Regions from separate parts of the Mus musculus genome. Here region 2 is linked to region 1. Evidence: chromatin contacts called from ENCODE Hi-C or POLR2A ChIA-PET data. All regions are on one chromosome and are shown on one strand. The core of a region is the stretch at or near the end of the contact, and the rest is flanking DNA. Distances in the headings are between cores, read along the strand shown. Region 1 overlaps Etl4 (enhancer trap locus 4). Region 2 overlaps Etl4 (enhancer trap locus 4).

Region 1 (7,541 bases), core at 2,987-5,486:
TTTGGGGGATCCGGTTGAACATTTATCAGAGACATCTGGTGACTCTTTGGAAGCCATGTCCGAGGGAGAAGTACCGAGTCCTTTCGCCAGAGGCAGTCGTACTCGCGCGAGCCTTCCCGTGGTGAGGTCGGCCAATCAAACAAAGGAAAGATCCCTGGGTAAGCTTCAAAAGGCAGGACATGCCTTTATCTGACTGCTTGTACATGTTTTTATGCTTCTGAGCATTTGCCCTTGGACTCAGGTATCAGTTTAATCTTACTCTGCAACTGCTGACCCTAGAAGACTTCGATGGTTTAATAGTGTGTTAGTTTTCCATCACTGACAGTTACCCTACATATTGTTGCATAAGGCAGAAAGATTTATTTTGGTTCACTGTTTTAAAGATTTTAGTCCATGTTTGCCTGGCTCTGTTGCTTCCCTTATGGGCCTGTGGGAAGACAGTAATTATGGAGGAGCAAAATGGCTCACTTCAGAGCAGGAAGGATGCTCTCGTTCCCTAATCTACTGTTTTATTCCTATGGGAGAACAGACATTATGATGGAGTATGTGGTAGTACAGAGCTATGGTTAGGATGAAGATAGGGAAAGGAAGGGCCAAGGGTCTCCAGTTATCTTTCTTTCATGTGGCTCCACTGTCCCAGGGTGCCATCGCCTCCTAGAATTGGTGCAGGCTGGTAGACAAGTCCTTTACCCATAGGCCTTTGTGAGGACTTTTAAGATCCAAAGAAAATGAATATCAAGTTATGCAGGATAATTTTATGACCACCTGACACAAGCTAGAGTCACTGGAGAGGAGAGAGTCTCAATTGAGAAAATGCCTCTATACAATGAGGCTGTGAGCAAGCCTATGGGACATTTTCTTAGTTATTGATGCAGGAGGTCTCATGCCATTATGGGTGGTACTGCCTCTGGGCTGGTGGTTCTGGGTTCTATAAGGAAGCAGGAAGCAGGTTGATAAAGTCATGCGGAGCGATCCAGCAAGCAGCACCCTTCTCTGGCCTCTGCATCAGCTGCTGCCCCCAGGTTCCTGCCCTATTTGAATTCCTGTCCTGACTTCATTCCATGATGAACAATGATGTGGAAGTGTAAGCCGACTAAACCCTGTCTGTCCCAACTTGCTTTGGTCAGGGTGTTTCATCACAACAGTAGTAACCATGACTAAATACACTTGTGTTAACTCTTGCTGAAGTCCAGACTGCTTCTGAGGCTGGGCTCACTCTGAATTGTCTAGTACTTTCTACTTTAGCCATCACACTGGGAGAGCTTTCCAGTTTCCTAGACAAAGGAATAACCAAGGGGTAAAATAGTAGGAGCCCATCCTGGCCCCACAGACCACACACCCCAGTCAGCCCCAGAAGGTACAGTGATTAGGTCATGAACCCTGAGAGGAGGCTTTTCTCAGCCTCTCTGGCCGTGCCAGGCTCCTCTCTCCTCCTAGTTTGAGGACATAAATGAGGACCTTCTCAGGTGTGGGGCATATCTTTCCTTCTAATCAGTTTTACCAAGAGGTAAAAGCTCTCTTTTTTCCTTTACCTCAGCTATTTGTCCCCTGAATTAGAAGTTCACTTTTTATCGTCTGTTGCATTTCTCACCCCATGTTCAGAACATGCAGATTACAGAGTGTAGATCTCCTTGCCCTCTGTGCTAGTGTTTTGTGTACTGTGTTCCAACTTTTTAAGGATTTCACGTAATACTACTTGTGTTTGCAGCCAGGTGGAGTCAGGAGAAGAGGGGATAAGATGAGAGGTCAATGCAGAAAACAACTGAATTCTGCACATCACACCTAGCAAACTGTTGTTAGAAGTATAAGGAGAAGATAGGTGTGAATGGTGCCTTGATTTTGCTTCCTTGTTGCAGATAATATCCAGAGCAGACTGGGTTCAGATGCCATTCTGGCTATTCAGACAAACCCTAGCCCAAACAAAAAATGCTATATTATTTGTATGGTTTCAGACATTACATTAGCTATCTTAAAAGGCACAATGTTGCTTATGTTAACAATACTACTACTATTTTTAAATTTTTTAGCCATCTATGTTTATTGTTGTTTGGTATTGTCTTTAATTGTCTGTGTGTATATGTGTGTGAGGGATATACATGTGAGTGTGGGTGCCCACACGCCATGGCATGTAGGAGGAGGTCAGAAGATAACCTTTCTACCTTGTTTTAGAGGCAGAGTCTTGTTTGTGCTGGGCCGAGTATTGCTGAATTGAACATTCCAGGCAGGCTGACCCTAGTTCTCTGGGCAAGCTCTCATCTCACTGTAAGAGTGCTAGGATCAGGGTTGGAGAGATGGCTCAGTCGTTAAGAGCACTGGCTGCTCTTCCAGAGGTCCTGAGTTCAAATCCCAGCAACCACATGGTGGCGCACAACCATCTGTAATGGATCTGATGTCCTCTTCTGGTGAGTCTGAAGTCAGCTACAATGTTCTCATATTATTTATTAATAAGTCTTTATAAAATGTTTCTTTAAAAAATATTTAAAAAAAGAAAAGAAGAGAAAAGAAGAGGGAAGAGTGCTGGGATTGTAGACGCCTGCCACCCACCACATGGGGTTTTATGTGAGTTCTGAGAATTGAACCCGGGCCATCAGGCTTGCAACTTTTTTCAACTTGTGGAGTCATCTCTCTAGCCTTTCCTTCATTTGCTTTCTAACTGGACACGTATATAAGGTTCAGTGTGGAGTATGCTAATGTAAATGGCGTATGTATGTAAAAGATACTTTCTGATCAAGTAAGGACACCTACCATTTTATTATTTCATCTCCAATTAAATCTTAAACTAAGATCTAATAATTCCATGTACTTTGGGGGTACATTGTGATGTCACAAGTACACAGAGGGTCCTGATGCATTGGGGTGATTAACATTTCTATTGTCTTCTTATCAGCATTCCTGTTATTCATAAGACATAATCATTATTGTAAAATACAGACCATTTGTGGCTTTGCACTCCATGCTGGCGAGAGGCTCTATTGAAGTCTCTGCTGCTCCAATCTTACTGTATGTGCTTAGCAGCAGCAAGCACTCAGTATCATTTTTTAACACTGAATTTCAAGCTGGGTGTGATCATGCATACTGGAAATCCCAGTAGTTGTGAAGCTAAGTCGGAAAGATTTTTTGAGTGTGAGGTAAGAGTGACTTACAGAGTAAATTTGAAATCAGCTTGGACTGTGTTGGACCTGGCTGTCCTAGAACTAACTAACTAGCTCTATAGACCAGGCTGGATTTGGACTCACAAAGATCCACCTGCCTCTGCCTCCTGTGTGCTGGGATTAAAGGCATGTGCCATCACCACCGGAAGAAGAACATAGGGAATGCTCTCTCTCTCTCTCTCTGTGTGTGTGTGTGTGTGTGTGTGTGTGTGTGTGTGTGTGTGTGTGTTTCTCTAGCCTGGCAGTTAAGTCACAGAATCAGGACGTATGAACCCCAGATCTCACTCATTAGCTGCATCTTCCAGTGTTATCTCTGGGACCCCAGGGACTAGCATACAACTTGGGAGAACACTGCTCAGGACAGGGGGAAGACAGACAGAGCCTTCCTACTGTCACCAGCCTGCAGCTTCCATGTGGGTTAAAGAGCACTGTGCTCTTTTAGCCACAGTCATCCCTGAGGCAAGAGCCAGGCTGGCAGTGGAATTTCTCCTTTGTGCTTTGCAGGAAATGGGGTGGGTTGGGGATGTCAGGTCTCTGTGAAGATTCCCCCCCCCCCCCCCCCCCGCCTGTTTTGCCAAATAAAGTAAAGATAAGAAACTCCTGTGTGCCTCCCCTATCTATCCCTGGGAACGGAGCCTGTTGGATAATGGACCCTTTGTCTTCAAGGGAGGAATTTCCTTCGGCTGTCAGGGCAGCTGGCCTTGCAGGTGGATACCTGCCCTGCAGGGGAACCCCTCCTCCCGGAGAGAGAGAAGAGGCTAACAAAGTCTTGCTTAAGGGATTACTGAGTGAACATTTGTGGTTCCCTGTGCTTGTGAAAACTGCTCAGCCTCAGTCTAAAGCCAGTTTTTCTTCAGAGTGCCTATAAACCCATAGTCAAGAGGTTCAATCCGTTACCTAGTGAATTCAACTAGCATAGAATTTTCCAACTTCTGGAGAGAAACAAAAGGACTCAGGAAGAGGAGAGGACAGGAGATGAGAGACATAAGAAGTTGGTCAAAAGAGAGGCTGTGGCCTCAGAAAATGAGGGCTTTTGGGTCAGCAATGTTACTGCTGCCCTCGACTTCCTCCTTGTGGCCAATTTAGGAATTTCCTCTGGGATGCACCTAGTGCCCAGGGTACAATTGACTGGGGTTGCTGAGCCTATGGAATGGAGGGAAAATCTGAGTCACCAGGAGCCTGCACATGCACTCTCCTTTCCAAGGTCCTTACTCAGCCTTGCCTTGATTAAAGAAATCCCCTTGTGTCTGGTCTTATTTAACACAAGATGCACAGAAGCACAGTCCCGAGTCCCAGTACAGAGGACTACAAGTGTAGCTGTTATACCCACCCCTCCCACCCCCACCTCCACCCCAGCCTCAGAGTCATGGCCTTGTAAGTAAGCCCTTGTTGGTGCTGTTTGGAAGCGCTGTGTGTCTTTGAGTATCTCTGTGTTGTCATATTGGTCAGAATTGATGGGGGGGGGGGGCGTTTTCAAGACAGGGTTTCTCTGTGTAGCCCTGGCTGTCCTGGAGCTCACTCTGTAGACCAGGCTGGCCTCAAACTCAGAAATCCGCCTGCCTCTGCCTCCCGTGTGCTGGGATTAAAGGCATGCGTGCCGGCTAGAGTTGAAAATTTTAATGAATCCGCCTAACATATTATCAGTTAGATCAGCAGTTCTCAACCTGTGGGTAGCACCCACAGGAAAACACATGTTTCTGATGGTCCTAGGAATTCAGGTACCGCTCAGCAGCAACAATTACAGTTATGAAGTAGGAATGAAAATAATTTATGGCATGGGGTCACCACAACATGAGGAGCTGTATTAAAAAGTTGCAGCAGTAGGACAGTTGAGAGCTACTGATACAAATGCATCAGTTTGTCCATTACCTTGATCTTTATTTTTTATTTATTTATTTTTTTCCTGAGACAGGGTTTCTCTGTATATCCCTGGCTGTCCTGGAACTCATTTTGTAGACTAGGCTGGCCTCGAACTCAGAAATCTGCCTACCTCTGCCTCTCGAGTGCTGGGATTAAAGGCGTGCGCCACCACACCTGGCTATAATTTTTATCATCTGTTCATTTTAGGCCAGGAATAGTGGCCCACCTGATAGCCCTGCCCTGCCATGTCAATACCACTGACAGCACCTGGCTGCTGCTAGAGCGTACTGTTGGTTTTATGCATGCTCTTAGATCAGACAGGCAGTGAGGAGAAGTCACCATTGTACATAATAGAAAGTATTTTCTCTGCCCCAAAGATGTTCTGTAGTCTGCCCATTTAACCTTCATTCCTCACCAACTCCTGACCACAAGTGAGCTTTCCTTTCACTGTTGTTAGAGTTTGATTTTTCTAGGACATCCTACATTAAGAATGAGACAACTGGGGTTGGTGAGATGGCTCAGTGGGCAAGAGCACCCGACTGCTCTTCCGAAGGTCCGAAGTTCAAATCCCAGCAACCGCATGGTGGCTCACAACCACCTGTAATGAGATCTGACGCCCTCTTCTGGTGTATCTGAAGCTACAGTGTACTTACAAGTAATAAATAAATAAATAAATAAGTCTTTAAAAAAAAAAAAAAGAATGAGACAACTTAGCTGGGCAGTGATGGCGCACGCCTTTAATCTCAGCACTCGGGAGGAAGAGACAGGCGGATTTCTGAGTTCGAGGCCAACCTGGTCTACAGAATGAGTTTCAGGACAGCTGGGACTACACAGAGAAATCCTGTCTCAAAAAACAAAAAAATAAATAAAAAGAGACACTTTGGCCCTTTCAGATTAATAGTGGAGTAATACACATTTAACTTTCTTCCATGTCTTTTTGCTACTGGTAGTTAATTTCCCTTTAGCACTAAATAATATCCCATCATCTAGATCAGTCAGTTTATCCATATTCACCCTCTGTGATGGTTTGAATATGCTTGGCCCAGGGATTGGCTCTATTAGGAGGTGTGGCTTTACTGGAGTAGGTGTGTCACTGTGGGCATCGACTTTAAGACCTTCATCCTAGCTGCCTGAAATCGAGTCTTCTCCAAGCTGCCTTCAGAACAAGAGGTGGAACTCAGCTCCTCCTGCACCATGCCTGTCTGGATGCTGCCATGCTCCCACCTTGATGATAATGGATTGAACCTGTAAACCAGCCCCAATTAAACGTTGTATTTTGTAAGAGATGCCTTGGTTGTGATGTCTGTATACAGCAGTAAGATCCAAACTAAGACACCCTCTGATAAACATCTTTGTTGATTTCAAGTTTGGATAGTTATAAATAGAATAAAGCTGCTGATGAAAAAGTATAATGTAAAAGCAAAGTTCTAGGCCTTTAGGCCCAGGCTTGAGAATGTGACCTTTGTGACTCAATGTTCCAAGGTATGCTAATCATAAAACAGATTGCTACATTCCTTCACCCACCCGCTTCCTGGGTTCAAGGAGTGTTCATTCAAAGAAAGTCACCCTGACCCACCCTGACCTTTGCTGGAACCCTCTATGCAAATGTGCTATTGTTAGGGGCTCTTAGAAACTGCCTTGAGAAATAACCCGCACAATTACCAGGTATTCCTTGTGACTCTTGTGACTTTGCACTTCCTTGTGACTCTTAACTGGTATTTTTGGTATTTTCCAACAACACCCTCCCCACCTCCTTGAGTTGTGGTTTCTTTCTTTAATACCCCCTTACCGAGCTACTTGGGGTGCCATGGTCCTCTACCCCTGCGTGGTGTATGACGGTGGGTCCGAGAGTGCTCTTGAAATAAAAGTCCTCTTGCAGTTTGCGGCGAGACCATTTCTCGTGAGTGATTTGGGGTGTTGCCCCTCCTGAGTCAGAACGTGGGGGAGTCCTCACGTTGTGGGTCTTTCATTGAGAACATCTGTGTGTAGGCTTCTTTGAATAAATTCCAGATAGCAGGATTATAGATCATATGAGGAGGTTTTTTAATTCGGCTTCATTGTAGATCCCTTTAAGGGTAACTCTTATAGGGTTTATTTTTATGTCTGTATGTACACACACTTGCACCTGAATGCAGATGCCTGCAGAGGCCAGAAGAGTGTCAGATTCCTGGGGCTGAAGCTGTAGATCATTGTGAGTCACCCAGTATGGCTACTGAGAACCACGTCCAAGCCCTCTGCAAGAGCAGGTGTAAGACCCGAAGAGCCTTACATCCAGGATGTCCCACTCACAGAAACACAGAGATGGAGATCGATACAACAAGCTAGAGGTTTATTGATCCAGTGCGCTGGGACTGTCCTGCAACCAGGAATCTCCTAAGCACACACTTTTTATACAGTTTAAGGGTAGACTTAGGTAACAACTTGAGTTGGTTTAAGCCCATTGTTGGCCTATGCTGACCTTTTCATTCCCCCCTTTAGAAATGGTAATTAGCCTCTCCCTTCCGGAGGGGCAATTGTTTCAAGACCTTC
Region 2 (7,541 bases), core at 2,676-5,175, 45 kb after region 1:
CCAGCTGGCAGCTGCACTCGCCAGCTTGATGTCAAGAGTTAGGTTATGAGTTTGCTCCACCTGGAGAGAAATGTTAAGGAGTAGAAAGAAAAAAGGATAGGATATAAGGTAAGAGGGAAAACGGGTCTTAATTCTAGGGGAGGCATCCATGGAAATCCTCACCAAGAAGCTGGCTTTAATAGGAACCTGATTGGTGCCACGGGGGTAAGGGGGTGGAGGTGAACCTAAACCTTCCACCAGACTGCCTTAAGTGCTGCTCTGTTGTCCTTTGGTTCCTGGTTGACACTGAGAAAGATAACATCTTTCTGATGCTTGATCCTTCCTCTGGGACTTTCCCCTACCCCTAGGAACCTTGAGGGCCTATCATCATCCAAGCATCATGACAAGCTTGAGTATGTTAGGCATTTCATGTACCCTTTGAATTTGAACCTTAGTTGCAGGGAGGGAAAAGACAATCGTATATTCTCTTTTGTTTAGGGTCCCCCCCCCCCCAGGAAGGAAGATGCCTAATGAAAATCTCACAGTCCTCTCTTCTTTCATGTTAAAAGCTTTCCTAAAGCATCCAAGATGCTTAGAAGTCTGTTAGTATCAAAGAGGGAGATACAGACATTCCTACCTGATGGCTGATGTTCATATATAGTTCCTGGCTTGGCTCTTTCACAGAATCTGAGGGTCTCTTCCTCTGGGCCACCCAGCTTTCTAGAAAACTTGCCCTGGGTCTTACAGTTGGACTGACGTGCCTAGCATTATCCTTTAAGGCTGACATTCCAGAATCCAATCTTCAGCCAAGCTCTTCAGTCTTGTTCGATGAACACGGTGAGGAGTTCCTTGGTTGAGTGTGGAGGGAAGGGAGAGATAAACACATCCCTTGCCATTGGGGAGAAATGAAGTTGAGTGAAGCCTCTTTCTTTCATGCCCGTCCTCTAAAGGAGTCAGCCTGGCACCTGTGGGTTTCTGTGCTCCAACTCACTGCAAAAGGAGTTCTTCCCTTGAAGTCAGTGTTAGCTTTCTCTCATCCACATCTTATCTACTCTCCCCTTTTCACTTCTTCCACGTGTGCTTTTTCTTATGTCATTATTTTGGTGGAACTTCTGGAGGGTACTTTGTTAGGGGAGATGCCATTTTTAACTGGAAGACATATGTTTTTTTTTCAATCTCTTCCCACTACCACTCATCCTCATGTTAGTTTACTCCCCATAGCTTCTCTCCAAGACACAAACTTTAGTTGTCAGATGAAGTCTCCTCACCTTTGATTTAATGTTTTAGTTATCCATGTCCAAATCACAGATGAAGGCGTGTGTGTGTGTGTGTGTGTGTGTGTGTGGTGTTTCTGTCACTATGATAAAATACCCTGACAGAAACCAAACTAGGAGGAAAGGGTTTATTTTGTCTTACAGTTCCAGCGTGATAAGAGTCCAACATGATCAAAGAAAACATGACAACAGGAAGGAAGACATGATAGCAAGAGCAGGAAGCTGGGTGACCACATTCAATCCACATAAAACAAAAAGAAGAGCAAATGGGGGCAGACTATAAAGCCTCCAATCCTGCCCCCAGCAATGTCCTCACTCCAGCAAGGCTCCACCTACTAAAGGTCTCATGATTTAAGCAGACAGCACCACTGGCGGGGGAACGAGTGTTCAAACATATGAGTCTGGAGACCTTTGAGAGTCAAACCCCAGTAGTAAGAATGGTAACTTGGGACGACTAATACTGTCATTTACTGGCTTCAAACTCTGCAGTTGCAGCAGTGCTTGGTGGGGATATGTCCTTCCTGTCACAGGGCTGGGGAGTCCATGACCAAGATGTTCATCCAGTGCTCACAGCTATACAAGGATGCGTTGCTGGAGTGGTCAGACAGGGCTCCCATTCTTCCACATAAGAACTCTTTCTGGACTTAGGTTGGAGTCCTCAGATTTGGGTTCTGTGAGGAAACATCAAACCTTGCTCGTCCAATGTGCCAACAAGCATCGGGGTCTTCATTTCTCAGCACATTGCCTGTTTCATTGGCCAGAATGAGACATATGCCCCTTTGGAACTCAGTGGACATTCAGTGATGGTATTTGTGTCCCCCGCTTTTTTTAGTATGTCAAGGTTCCAGACTTTTGAGGGGGCTTTAATATGATATAAACATTCAATAGCTATACAAAAAATACACAGAAATGTGCTACCATTTCCACTTGATATGTTCCTGAATAAACTACTAAGACAAGCACTGAGTCTTATACATTGATTATATTCCCAGTTAATGAAATACATGTTAAAAATAGCCCTGCAGGGTCAGAGTCCTAACCATACCTCTTCTGAGGACATTGTGTAGTGTCTTTTGCTATAGGTAATAAGGTTAACTCCTTGTCCTTTTGATTCCAAAAATGCAGGGAAATGGCCTGTTTAAGCCCTGCTCAGACTCCAAAGAATGCCAGATAGTCCATTCTGAGGAGAAAGCATCGGCAGAGTCACTGCAGTGTGGTAGAAGTGGCTTCACGCTGTGCGTGGTTCTTGCTCTGTCAGCTGATAATTGTGTGTTCCTTTTGCATGCAGGTGTCCTCTACCTCCAGTATGGAGACGAAACCAAACAGCTGCGGATGCCGAATGAAGTCACAAGCACAGACACAATCCGAGCTCTCTTCGTCAGTGCCTTTCCCCAGCAGCTCACCATGAAGATGCTGGAGTCGCCCAGTGTTGCCATCTACATCAAGGATGACAGCAGAAATGTCTACTATGAGTTAAATGATGTGAGGTAAGTAGTTACCTTTGGGGGCGTTGTTTTAGAGTGTAATTGCCTCCACCTATTTTATTTTGAGGGTCATTGACCACTGTATTGAATGTCTAGCGTTTGTGCTCAGTCCGAATTTCTACTCCTCCTGATGGCAAGAGTCCAGTCATTACATTTAGTGGGACTGCTGCACACAGATGGGAATTCATGCTCTGGCTCCTAGAGTTAAGTACAAAGATGAAAACACACTTCTTCTGGGTAGACCTTTGAATGTGTTACTAGCCCTGCCTGTATCATAGCTGAAAAGGATATAAATGATCCAGCAGTGCATTTTATCTAAAAAGCAAGAAAACTAAAGCCCAGAGAGGTGGTCAAGAAGTACCAAGAGCTAAAGGCATACTTAAAACTGAATTTTCAAACTCCTCCCTAGAATATTCTTTCTCCCATGACAGAGCCTGTTCTAGGTAATGATCCCACTGGCTCTTCACCTATGCCTTACATGTTTAAAATGAAATGGTAAGTGCACTATACACAGAGGACGCTGAGAAACAGCCTCACGTTCCATTTCTAAAAAATTCTTCCTTTACTCAAAGATGGCACGTGTCTCATAGTCTTTCTCCAGGAAACCCAGTTGGATAGATTCACAGCACTGCTGGCAGCCAGGGGATCAAAGCCTTGACATTAACTGCAGTGGCACTGTCTATACAACCAAGGGACCCTTCTGGTCTGTCCCAGGCAAACAACCTGAAAGACAGAATCTAAATCTATATAACCAAGCAGTTACTGTTAAGGGTATAGTTCCTAAATATTTTAGAAGTCAAATAATTATATCAGGACTAATCTAACCCTTTCCTTTTATAGAATCAGGAACTCAGGTGTATCAAAGTTAAGGGTCTTATTCAAGAGTACACAGATAAACAATTAAAAACCAAAACATGTGCATGCGAGTACACACACACACACACACACACACACACACACACACACACACACACACCCCAATCCTGGCTGTTTACATGCGCGGCCCAAATCATGAAGGACAGGACCCAGACTCTCTGTTCTCTGCCCTGGGGATGGCCAGCTCTGCTGTTTCTTCACTGTGAAAAGAGCAAGGAGCACTTTGTAAAACTGTGCCTGCAGAACATGAATGCCAGCTGATCCATATCTAACGTTGATCCCAGATGACATTCTGAGACATGTGCCAAGGTGTGAGTAATTTCGGGCTTTCAGAATCTGACACATGCCCCAAGCTACAGGTGCTACATCTGTTGCGCGACTTCCTGCTTTTGGAAAACAGGGTTAAATATTTATGATCACTGAAAAGTCATGCTTATTTTTTAAATAAATTATTAATCAAGCTGTCACCATTTTTTTTTAAATTTGCAAAACATAACCTTAAACCGGAGGTAATGGAATTATATTTGAAGCATATACTTGTAATAATAGAAAGCCATGAGACACTTTCACATGGACAGACCACTTCAAGGCAATTGTCTTGCATTTCTGCATTTCCATGGAGAGGCCTTGAGAACAGCAATAGAGACTAAAGGTGAAAATGAGCAAGAGCTCGTGATTATCTGGCTGTAAGGAGGAGATTGGGAGAGGCTGGGCTGCAGACTTGCAGACTCTAGAAACGCTTTCATGTGGCCATTTACCATTTTCTACAGCCTGTCACAAGACCTAAGCTATATTTAGCTCCTGGGGATTGGTTTTGCATTCTTCAGAAATGTCACAAGGAGACTCAGGAAGAGCCAAGGTGGAGAACAGTCATGGTCCTCCTCAATGGAAACCCAGCTGATAAGACAACTAAAAGCATTGCTGCTGAAAGAGAGATGCTTTTTAAACATTAATAACTTGAGGGCGTGGCTCAAGAGAAGAGCATCTGCCTGCCAAGAACAAGTCCATGGTATCCCCATACATGCACACACAACGCACCCACATACTCACACATGTACACATGCGCACACACACAAACTAATAACGCTCAATATAGTTTCTGTGCCATTTGTTTTTTTTTATTGCAATAATGATAACTTGTTGGTCCTTTGCCTGCCATTTTCTCTCCTTAGATTTCTTTTCAATTTCTTGAATTTAAGTGTGAAAAATGAGCCTAAAATTCTTCAAGATAAAATATTTTTGTTTGGTGAATATATTATTAACCCTAAATGATTATATGTACGCTCCTCATAGTATCATTTGAGTTTTAGCTTTAGTACATATGATATTTCAATTATATTTAGCAGTGGAATTTTTTTTTTTTACCACAAACATTATATAATACATTAAAAAAAAAAAAAAAAAAGACTGTCAGGTAGGCCTTAACTAAAACAATGACTTTAATCTGAAGTTACGAAATTCCCATTCACATCTTTCTGTGTCTTCGAAGTCAAAGCCTATTTCCTGACCATTTGACTAGTTCCTTATTGTGTTGGCTTCATAAATTTTCCTCAGGGAGGTTCAGGTCAGACTGCTGTATGACAATGTCACCATAAATGCAGTCTGGTGTTGCATTTTGCTGTTGGCTCATCTCAGATGAACATGTTTCTAAGTTAATAATAACCAAGCTCATATATTTTAAATGCATTTACAACCGCAGTAAGCCCTTCTCATGGCGAGTGAGATTCTCTGGTTCATCATGTGTCGTACGTGATGTCTGCTACCCAGAGGCAGGGTTCTTTTCATGAACTACTGTGCCTACCTGCTGACTCTCTCTCCCTTTTGCATTAACCTAGCCCCTGTTAGTATCAAGGACTGACTGCTCCCTCCCCTCACCCCCGAGTTTATTTCTAATGAGCTACTTAACTCATGAAGCATCATGCAAGCTGGGACTAGTTGGTTCTTCAAAGCAATGACTGGCAGATATTTAGATAGAAACAGGACTCAGCTAACTACCATCCACTTCATTTAAAACACAAACACCACCCAAGAATTCCAATGGTTGTACTCAGCCCACTCAGTACAAGAACACCTACAAGAAAGAAACCGTCTGCTTACCCACAACCCCTCAGCTCCAGCCACCATCGGATAGATAGGCTAGAGGGGTTACAGGTGACCCTTGCAGAAGAGCCTAAGGAGAGAGAAGGGCGTCGTCATACATGGGCTGCTCTTGTGTGATTTGAGCAGGCTTTCTTCTGCAATCTGATTTCTTGCCTCTAAGAACTGGGATCAAAAGCAGAAACGACTCAGTGTGTTATATTTCCTTTGTGTTTCAATGTGTATGGAGGCAAGCTTTTTGGGTTTTTTTTTTTAAGAATGCATTGTTAAACATACTGGGCTTGGTCTTTTTGATATTCTTTCCTATATTTTGTATACATTTTTTCCCTTGCTGAGCATTTGATATCAAAGAAAATAATTTTTAAGTGTACATTCATTGGATAAAGAGGAATGTTTAAACAAAGTAAACAATTAAATATTTAAATATTAACCAAGTCTCTTGAAGGGATTGTAAATACTGGAGTTTTGATGCTTTTTAGAGTGTTCTTTTTCTGTACTCTGAAGCTTGGAAGCAAGTTCTTGTTACCTGATATCTCTGGCTGGACATTAATGCTGCAAGAATAACATGTTCGCTAGGAACAAGTGAAGGGAAGAAAAACCAGAGTCGTTTTTCTTCTTTTCTTATTTATCTTTGCCCATGTTATGGTGAAAAGACTTTTTGTTTGGTTCATGGTAGACAATGGCAGAGTGTCTTTTGCCTGATTGCTTAAGGACAGGGAGAGGAAATGACCAGAGTCAGACTCCTTCCATCTGCCATAGTGATGGATGTATCTGATTCCAGGAATATCCAAGACAGATCCCTTCTCAAAGTATACAACAAGGATCCTTCACATGCATTTAACCACATGACGAAAGCCGTGAACGGAGACATGAGGGTGAGTACGAGTGTTCTGGTTCTGACTCTATCCTCAGCTCACACTGTCTCTTCTCATACCTGACGACCATGGTTCCCAGGTTCATGCTGCTCATCTCACCTGGTGACTTATTCTTCATTCACTGGTAAAACTGAGCATGGATCTTATTTTTCATTTCTACCCCTTTGCTTGTGTAGTTTAGTAGTGCCTCCCAAATGCTAGCAAGAGCCCTTTCGGCTGTTCTGTAGGCTCAACCCCAAGCACAGAGTTGAGATAAATCTTCACTTCAGAGATATCCCGAAGGTCTTCTCTATCAGTATCCTTGCTCCATAATGCACTAGCTTACCTAGAGAATCTATTGCAATATTTTCACTCAGTAAAAAGAGGACAAACAAACAAAAAACAAGAGCGTGAGCTATGTGGAAAACAATTTCTTGTTCTCAGAGCAGCCAACACCCTCGTCCTGCTGCTCGCTTGCTAACTCGGGCCTGTTTGCTCTTAGTATTAATATTACCAAATCTCTGAACCATGTTGAGGGCAGAATATAAATACCTACATGATTTGAGAGCTGAACTCTCTAGATTTAGGCCATCTCATGAGATATCCCAGATATTTGTAATACTTAGGGATGTTTCAAAGAAAAAAGTTTCAGAAAACTATTTAAGAGTCTGAAGCTAGAATTCGAGCCTGTCTACTGGGAGTGGATGTGAAGCTAAAATAAAGGTGGGAATAAAAAGGAAATCAATTTTTCAAAGTACATTCCTTCCCCCGTACATCCACAAGCATGCACACAAACATACCTACAAGACACTGGAGTTCCACTTTAAAAACATACTTTTTACTGTCAATGACACCTAGGCATCATTTCCCGTTGGACTTCCAGTGAGTGAGCTGCTCTCTGCTCCCTCACGTTGTATATGCATTTCTTTTTGCTTCTATATCAAAAGATGGCAAATGTAGTGTAGTAAAACAACATG

The links. A loop is a pair of places that touch in the nucleus more often than their neighbours do. ChIA-PET counts read pairs that join two places held with the same protein, here RNA polymerase II (POLR2A).
Region 2: a loop to region 1 is called in a map of left cerebral cortex, with 5 times the contacts of the local background. The contact joins two enhancer-like sites. A Hi-C loop is called at or near these places in 1 of 37 maps with a recorded cell type or tissue (left cerebral cortex). POLR2A ChIA-PET finds 5 or more read pairs at or near these places in 3 of 5 experiments (all embryonic stem cell).

Annotation. Positions count from the first base shown.
Region 1 is chr2:20,661,939-20,669,479 of GRCm38, forward strand. Etl4 (enhancer trap locus 4) reads left to right here. Exons shown (of 22, transcript NM_001081006.1): 4 at 1-158. Among named protein-coding and RNA genes, the nearest start is that of Arhgap21, 300 kb to the right of the region's middle. Within about 2 kb of position 4,237, at least 1 of the 3 ENCODE cell types and tissues checked has a DNase peak (open chromatin) inside an H3K27ac peak, as active enhancers do.
Region 2 is chr2:20,706,864-20,714,404 of GRCm38, forward strand. Etl4 (enhancer trap locus 4) reads left to right here. Exons shown (of 22, transcript NM_001081006.1): 5 at 2,542-2,740; 6 at 6,492-6,585. Among named protein-coding and RNA genes, the nearest start is that of Arhgap21, 260 kb to the right of the region's middle. Within about 2 kb of position 3,926, at least 1 of the 3 ENCODE cell types and tissues checked has a DNase peak (open chromatin) inside an H3K27ac peak, as active enhancers do.